Regions from separate parts of the Homo sapiens genome. Here region 1 is linked to region 2. A link is a contact called in ENCODE Hi-C data. All regions are on one chromosome and are shown on one strand. The core of a region is the stretch at or near the end of the contact, and the rest is flanking DNA. Distances in the headings are between cores, read along the strand shown. Region 1 has its middle 70 kb from the start of FOXK1. Region 2 has its middle 20 kb from the start of GNA12.

Region 1 (4,666 bases), core at 1,314-3,813, 1.7 Mb after region 2:
TGAGACCAGCCTGAGCAACATGCCAAAATCTCGTCTCTGCTAAAAATACAAAAATTAGCTGGGTATGGTGGTACACTCCTGTAACTCCAGCTACTTGGGAGGCTGAGGCACGAGAATCACTTGAACCCGGGAGTAGAGGTTGCAGTGAGCCCAGATTGCACCACTGCACTCCAGCCTGGGTAACAGAGTGAGACTCTGTCTCAAAAAAAAAAAAGGAAGAAGAAGAAGAAGAATTAGCTGGGTGTGGTGGTGTGCACCTGTAGTCCCAGCCACTTGGGAGGCTGAGGTGGGAGAATCACTTGAGCCCAGGAGGCTGAGGCTGCAGTGAGCTCTGATCGTGCCACCACACTCCAGGCTGACAGAGCAAGACCCTGTCTCAAAAAATTAAAATTATAAAATATATATTTTATATACATATATAAATTTGGGGATGGCGGCCCAATTTCTTTAGTTCTGCCTCTGGTTTTTCTGATTTTTCTTTTTTTTTTTTTTCTTTTTTTTTTATGAGATGGAATTTCTTACTTGTTGCCCAGGCTGGAGTCCAATGACACGGTCTCGGCTCACTGCAACCTCCACCTCCCAGGTTCAAGCAATTCTCCTGCCTCAGCCTCCTGAGTAGCTGGGATTACAGGCATGCACCACCACGCCCGGCTAATTTTGTATTTTTAGTAGAGACGGTGTTTCTCCATGTTGAGGTAGGTCTCGAACTCCTGACCTCTGGTGATCTGCCCGCCTCGGCCTCCCAAAGTGCTGGGATTACAGGAGTGAGCCACGGCACCCGGCCAATTTTTCTGTGTTTTTAGGCAACCACCATCCTCTAGTTTTAAAATGTTGGCCCAATATTTTTTGTTAACACTGTGAGTCAAATAAAACATAACTGCAGGCCAGATTCAACCCTGGACCACCATTTTGTGAACTTTCACTGGGCTTCCTCCACCGCAGTCCTCGCCGTTACCTCCAGTATGTGTTGACAAGAGTAGAGAACAGCCAGGGTCACCATGCATGGTCGTCTAGAGTGTGCACTGCCCAAGGGCACCACACCTAAGAGGTGTCCTCTTAGGCATCTAAGATTTGTACTAAGAATTTCCCCAGTTTTCCAGCAGAGGGCAGTCACATGTCATGCTCCATGGCACGTCACAAAAATGTTCAGCAGTTGGAATAATCTGTCCTTCTTTAATCCACACAAAGGTGTTACAAGAATTAACAGCAGGCCAGGTGTGGTGGCTCACACCTGTAATCCCAGCACTTTGGGAGTACGAGGAAGGAAGATCACTTCAGCTCAGGAGTTCAAGACCAGCCTGGGCAACATAGTAAGACCCTGTCTCTAAAAAAATTTTAAAAATTAGCCAGGCATGGTATTGCATACCTGTGGTCCCTGCTACTTGAAAGGCTGAGGCAGGAGAATCACTTGAGTCTAGGAGGTGGAGGCTGCAGTAAGCTATGATCACGCCACTGCACTACAGCCTGGACAACAGAGCAAGACCCTGTCTCAAAAAAAATAAAAAATTTGTAAACGTAGCAGCAGCCCTGAAGGTGGGGAGTATTGAAATTAATGATCCTACTCTTTTGAGTTATAAAAATGGAAGTTCCAAATAGCAAGCATTGGTGAGGTTGGAGAGGAACCGGGGTCCCTACATTGCTGGTAGAGGTTAAGTAGGTACACCTCCATTCGGAACTTTTCGGCAGCCCTTAATCAAGTTGAACATACAAACATTCATGACCCAGCAATTCCACTCGGTGTATATCCAGCAGCACCCATACCGGGTGTACCCAAAACATGTTCCAGACCATTCATAGGCACACTGTCTGCAATGGCCCACACTGCAATGAGCTCCACTGTCCATCAGTAACGGAAAGGGTAACTTGTGCTATATTCACATGGGAAATATATTCCGCTGTGCAAACGCACCAACTGCTACTATGCATAGTAATATATGAGGACAAATCTCATAAAAGTCACCTTAAGTCAGTGAAGAGAACATCCCATGTGATTTTGTTTCCATAAAGCGTAAACAGCAGGCAAAGCTAATCTCTGGTGTTTGATGTTGCGATAGCAGTTTCCCTTAGAGGTAAATGGGTAGTGGCTGAAAAGAGACACAAGGGGCCAGGCACAGGGGCTCACACCTGTAATCCCAGCACTTTGAGAGGTTGAGGCAAGTCAGGAGTTCGAGACCAGCCTGGCCAACGTGGCAAAACCCCGTCTCTACTAAAAATTAAAAAAAAAAAAAAATTAGCCGGGCATCGTAACACACGCCTGTAATCCCAGCTACGCAGGAGGCTGAGGCAAGAGAATCGCTTGAACCCAGGAAGTGGAGGCTGCAGTGAGCCAAGATCATACCACGGCACTCCAGACTGGGCAATAGAGTGAGACTCCATCTCAAAAAAAAAAAAATAGACACAAGGGAACGTGCTAAGGCAACTCCTGGTACCAGTACCACTTCTTGGCCTGTTAGGAACCGGGAGGTTCAGCAGGAAGTGAGCAGCGGGCAGGAAGGTGAAGTTTCATCTGTATTTACAGCCACTCCCCATCGCTCGCATTACCGCCTGAGCTCCGTCTCCTGTCAGATCAACTGCGCAAACCCTATTGTGAACCGCGCATGCGAGGGATCTAGGTTGTTTGCTCCTTATGAGAATCTAATGCCTGATGATCTGCCACTGTCTCTCATCGCCCCCAGACAGGACCCTCTAGTTGCAGGAAAACAGGCTCAGGGTTCCCACTGATTCTACATTATGAAAGTTGTAGAATTATTTCATTCTATGTTATAATGTAATAATAATAGAAATATAATGCACAATAAATGTAATCTGCTTGAATCATCTCAAAACCATCTCCCCGACCCGGGCCCACGGAGAAATTATCTTCCACGAAACTGGTCCCTGGTTCCAAAAAGCTTAGGGACTGCTGTTCTAAGGGGCTAGGGAGGTTCTGTTTCTTGACCTGAGCGGTAGGCACGTGGGTGAGTTCACTTTCATCCTTTCACAGTCCTGCTTTGCACGTTTTTCTGTCTACATGCTATACTCCAATACACATCTCAAAAGACAATTACATATGTGTGTGTTAGACAGAAAGAAGGAAGAGGGCAGGGAGAGAAAACCACCGCATTCAAGCATCGCCGCCTCTAGGTGTAAGGTTCATTCCAGGACTGCCTGGAGTTGGTGACTTTGCATTCCTGCAGAGGAAACCCACTTCCTTTGCCTGTGTTCTCGGGCCGACTTCCCATATCTGCTGACCAGAAATCCTTCCTTGCAGCCGCCCCTGTAACGGGGCTGGCATTTGCAATTCGAAAGTGTCTTTGGCCTTGTTTTTCCGAGGAAATGAAAACGCTATGCGTTATCAGCATATCATCCAACAATTTATCATCACGTTGGCACCTGACAATGTTGATTTATGATTCCAGCAGGAAGAGCAGCCCTCCAACCCCCCACCAGTTCAGAAATGGAGACATCGAGGAGTCCTGAGCACAGGCAGGAGAGACTATGAAGTTATCGTAGACTCGATGTCCACAAGTGCCGGTGAGAATGACTGTGCAGAGACCATCTGAGCTCCCTGCAGATCTCACGACTCTTTTCCTCCTCCCCTTGCTCCCGGGTGCTTTGTCTCTCACACTCGGCCCCTGTGGAGCTGTTCTGCCTATGCAAGCAGAAATTGAGAGGTGCCTGGGGTTCCTGTCCCCCCAGCCAGCTCTTAGCCAATGGCGAGCAGATTCCAGAAAGTGAAAGCCCCGCTCCCTTTGCCTGAGTCTGGACAGACCCTGGGGCATAACTTACGCTGCAGTGCCTTCCTGCAGGATTGGGCCAAAGCCACCCCAGGGGGATTTTGCCAAAGGACCTTACTCTGGCTTGGCTCCTGGGTCCCCTCCTCCTACTCCCTTCCAGACCTCCCGGGACCACGGCATTCCTACGTGGCTTGCACACAATTCCTTACCACAGAGTTTGCTTCTGGGGAACCTGACCTAAAACCGAGGGGAAAATGGATTCTAGCATTTTTCAGATTCAGAAACGGGAGACCCAAATGGCCCGGGCCTCCCGCCTCCCGCACACAGGCCTGTGTATCAAGTTTCTGCAAGCACAAGCAAGAGGCTTGCAACGTGTTTGCAAGCAGTCATCATCATTTCCAGGATTGGCTATGACTCGGGTTGCAATGTTTTATTTCAGTTCACAGACAGACACAGGCCACACTCCAGGGCTCATGCCCACATCCGTAGCTTGGAACTCGAGATGCACTGTCTAGGATGGCCAACATCAGGACGGCACCCACCAGCAGACAAGCCTGTTCCCAGAATAGCCTTCTTTTTTATTTTTTTGAGACAGGGTCTGGCTTTGTGGCCCAGGCTGGAGTGCAGTGGTGCAATCATAGCTCACTGCAGCCTTGACCTCCTGGGCTCAAGTGATCCTCCCACCTCAGCCCCCCAGCCCCAGTAGCTGGGACCACAGGCATGCACCACCACGCCTGGCTAATTTTTTTTTTTTTTTTTTTTTTTTTTTTTTTTTTGTAGAGACCAGGTTTCACCATGTTGCCCAGGCGGGTCTCAAACTCCTGGACTCACGTTATTCACCCGCCTCGGCTTCCTGAAGTTCTGGCATTACAGACATGAGCCACTACACCCAACCAGAAAAACCTTCTTAACCCATGTGTTTCTGAACCTTGATTTTGTTTTATTTTAAT
Region 2 (4,182 bases), core at 1,054-3,553:
CCAGTCTGGGCAACAGAGCAACGCTTGGTCTCGAAAATAAATAAATCAATAAATATAGTTGTTAGATTGTATTTTTAAGGTGTTTATTTTTTATTGTTGTATTGTTATTTTAAGAAATATTTTCCATCCCTGGGTGATTGAATCCATAGATGCAGAACAAGCAGCTATGAGGGGCTGAGAGTGTGTGTGTGTGTGTGTGTGTGTGTGTGTATACATAATTTATTAATTACATATAAAAAAATCTCCTACTGGTTTTGTTTCTCTGGAGAACCCCCAACTAATACAGTACTAGTTATGCCTCTCCCAGCTAAGGTCCCAGGAAGTACAATTCTACCCATTACCCTTAAGACATCACAGATGATCGGTCAGTACTAATAAGTGCTGTACGGTTATTGGACAGATTCGAGTTAACGTATGGAGAACAGGCAGGGTGCAAAGTGCATCCTGGCGTAGACCCCAGCTCTGCCAGGCACTAGCTCTGTAGGCTCTTGAACAACTTCCTTACCTCCCTGTGCCTTGTTTTCTTTTTTTTTTTTTCCCGAGACGGAGTCTCTCTCTGTTGCCCAGGCTGGAGTGCAGTGGCAGGATCTTGGCTCACCACAACCTCCACCTCCCGGGTTTGAGCAATTCCCCTGCCTCAGCCTCCTGAGTAGCTGGGATTACAGTTGTGTGCCATCACGCCTGGCTAATTTTTGTATTTTTAGTAGAGACGGGGTTTCACTATGTTGGCCAGGCTGGTCTCGAACTCCTTACCTCACAATGCGCCCTCCTCGGCCTCCCAAAGTGCTGGGATTATAAGTGTGCGCCACCGCACCCGGCCCTTGGTTTTCTATTCTGTAAAACGGAAGTGACCCGGTGGAGATAAAGGGGTAAATGCAGAGAATGAACTCAGAACATGCCGGTCGCCTTGGCAGTGCTCGCTAAGTGTTTGCATTTTTTTCCCTCCCTGTAACCGCTAGACCACCACGGAACTTGCATTTTTTGCTACTGGATGACAGGTCTTCCTCCTCTCCCAGGGTGGCTGTCTGGCAGGTTTCCCCACTTCCTGCAGTCTTCTCTGCCCTAGGGGACCAGTAGCCATGTTTCTGCCCCAACAAGTAACCTCCTTGCCCTGTCCTGGCTCCCGGGATCCTTCCTCTGGTGGTCTGCACGGGCCACGGCGCTCAGGGTGCCGCAGCGGCAAAGTGGGCAGTGGTCGCCCGTGTTCCAGGGAAGGAGGAGGGTGAGGGCGCCTGACCTCAGAGACCCCCAGAAGGTATCTGTGGGGGCACAGATGACCAGGAGCCCTGGAGTTAGTTCCATTTGCTGGCTGTGACCTTGGAAAGCCAGCAATGATTCAGGACCGGCTGCACAATTTGTGCAAAATGAAAATGTGGGGCCTCTTGTCCAAAAAGTATTACGAATTTCAAAACAGCCACAGCAGAGCACCACGCCGAGCAAGGGCCCTTCTCAGTACAGACCCTGAGCCTCCCGAGAGTGTGAGTGCTGGGGAAATCTGGGGAAAGAGGCCAAGGCTGTCCAGAGCCGAGCCCCTCCCTGGGGATTGTGTCTGGGGCCCGCAAACTCCCCAGGCGGAGGGAAGAGCCAGTCCTCCGGAGACGCTGGGCACCGAGCCTCCTCCAGGCCCGGAGAACGAGCCTGTAGCCTGTCGCTGTTTGCTGAGGGCCCTGACCTCTGTGGGAACACACAGGAAGTGGTTCATTTTCTCCCCACCAGTGACTCACTCCCGTCAGCCCTGCCCTTTCCAATCTCTGCTTCCTGTCCCTTAGCCTCAGCTTGGGTAATTCTGGGCAATAGAAAGGCCAGTCTGGTTGAGTCTGAAACTGCCATCTCACATGCAATTTCGCACTCATCTTGTCCCCCACTGAAGGGCTGGCTTAGCCTTGGCCGGAGAGCCCTGGAGAAGGAGGGGAGAGGTCGGGGGGACTGGCTGCGGTCCTTCCTCTTTCTCCTGGCTTCTGGGGTTGGGAGGGGAAGAGGAGGAAGAGGAGGAGGAGGAGAAGGTCTGGAGTGTCGGCACAATAGTAATATCAATAACAATAGCAGCTAATATTTACTGCAAGTGGTTCTCTGGGTCTGGAGATGCTCCAAGCACTTTTCTGACCGTAAGTTATGGCATTAAGTTTTGTAACTAGGAGGTAGGTCCTGTAATAAGGTCCTGTTGTAATTCCCATTTTTCTCTGTTGAGGAAACAGGCTGAGACAAGGTAGGTAATGTGCCCAAGGCCACAAAATTAGGAGGTGGCAGAGTCAGGATTGGAACCCAAGGTCTTCCTGATTCCACATCCGTTGCCCAGTCACTCCACTGCCTCACTTTCGCAAGAGTCCATATAAAGTTCCTGAGGTTGGGGCCTGGGACCTGTGGCAAGGTAAGTGTCCAGGGATTCAGCTAAGATGAGGCTTACACTTTTTTTTTTTTTGATAGAGTCTCTCTCTGTTGCCCAGGCTGGAGTGCAGTGGCAAGATCTCAGCTCACTACAACCTCTGCCTCCTAGGTTCAAATGATTCTCCCACCTCAGCCTCCCGAGTAGTTGTGACTACAGGCATGTGCCACCACGCTTGGCTAATTTTTCTATTTTTTGGTAGAGACGGGGTTTCACTGTCGGCCAGGCTGGTCTCAAACTCCTGACCTCAAGTTATCACCCCGCCTCGGCCTCCTGAAGTGTTGGGATTACAGGCGTGAGCCACTGCGCCCGGCCTGAGATGAAGCTTATTGAGGGTACTGAGAAAGATTTTTGACTCAATTTCTGAACCTTGTGAATTCTCACAGCACTTAACAGTAAGGAATTATCTGATATTTACATGCTTGTTATCTGCTTTCCTCATTAGGATGCAAACTTCATAAAACCATTTTGTTCATCTCTTCCTGATACCTGGTATGCGCTCACTAAATGCTTGGGAACGTGAATGAATGAATGAAACGTCTTCTGACGTGATCCTTGTATCTACATCTCCTTGCTGCGGCCAAGTCTCAGGTGCACCCTGAGCTCAGTGGTGGTCTTGCCTTTGCCCAGAGTGGGATGGGGTCCAGGTGGGGTGTCCCAAGCAGCCTGAAGAACATGACTCGAAATTCCCATCTGTGACCACCAGGTGTCGCTCATGCCACACAAGGAAACCCATAGATGGCCTCTGCTGAATTAGGGGTGCAGCGGGTGGGGAAATCTCATCTGTGACCACAGATGAGTTATCCAGGCTGCCATTTGTTCTCATTAGGTCCTGGATTTCCTCCTCAGAACCAGACAGATGTGATCAGCATTGTGGGCCGAGGGCCGGCACCTCCCCACCTCCCCGGCTATGGGTAGCTGTAGGGTGTCAGGGAGGGGATGCTGGGGTTCAGGCCCCGGATTCCATCCAGCTGCAGCCGTGTCACTGCCACTCCTCCTGCCCCCAAGCTTTGGCCTTGGCTGCCCAGGTAAGGCTGGCCCGGCACAGCCATTCATCAGTGTCAGCCGCCAGATGCCCCTCACAGGGCTCCCGTCCTCCGGGAACACTCCCAGGCCCCTAGCAACAAACTCAGCTTCCTGCCCTCATGGCACCGGCATCTTCCCCACTCCTTTTGCCGGGGTCTAAGTTTGGGGTGCATGCTTCCAGCCCCAGGAGCCCCCTCAATATCACACTGAGGTTGACTTGGCCATTTCTGCTTTCAGCCAACATAACCGGGTTCTAGAAGCTTCCTGACCGCTGTGGGAGGGTCACTTGGCCAGCAGGCAAGCGTTTCTTATTCCATGTACTTGAGTGAAGCAAAACCAGGGCTGTGTTTTTTTCCTTTTTTTTTTCTTTCTTTTTTTTTTTGAAACCAAGTCTCTCTGTCGCCCAGGCTGGAGATAACAGGTGCCCACCACCACGCTCAGCTAATTTTTGTATTTTTAGTAGAGATAAGGTTTCACCATGTTGGTAAGGCTGGTCTTGAACTGCTGATCTCAAGTGAACCACATGCCTTGGCCTCCCAAAGTGCTGGGATTACAGGTGTGAGCCACCACGCCTGGCCCTTTTTTCTTTTATTTGAGACAGGGTCTCGCTTTGTTGCCCAGGCTGGAGTGCAGTGGTGGGATCACAGCTCATTGCAGCCTCAACCTCCAGGGCGCAAGCGGTCCTCTCACCTCAGCCTCTTGAGTAGCTGGGACCAGAGGTGCTTGACACCACACCTGACTCATTAATTTTTTATATTTTTTGTAGAGACGGG

The links. A loop is a pair of places that touch in the nucleus more often than their neighbours do. Pooled maps may share reads with other maps.
Region 1: a loop to region 2 is called in a map of HCT116, with 4 times the contacts of the local background. The contact joins two enhancer-like sites. A Hi-C loop is called at or near these places in 1 of 168 maps with a recorded cell type or tissue (HCT116) and 11 of 50 pooled maps.

Annotation. Positions count from the first base shown.
Region 1 is chr7:4,609,929-4,614,594 of GRCh38, forward strand. No RefSeq gene overlaps it. Among named protein-coding and RNA genes, the nearest start is that of FOXK1, 70 kb to the right of the region's middle. Within about 2 kb of position 2,564, at least 15 of the 41 ENCODE cell types and tissues checked have a DNase peak (open chromatin) inside an H3K27ac peak, as active enhancers do.
Region 2 is chr7:2,862,117-2,866,298 of GRCh38, forward strand. No RefSeq gene overlaps it. Among named protein-coding and RNA genes, the nearest start is that of GNA12, 20 kb to the left of the region's middle. RefSeq lists enhancers at 298-944, 1,593-1,722 and a silencer at 2,500-2,579. Within about 2 kb of position 2,304, at least 39 of the 41 ENCODE cell types and tissues checked have a DNase peak (open chromatin) inside an H3K27ac peak, as active enhancers do.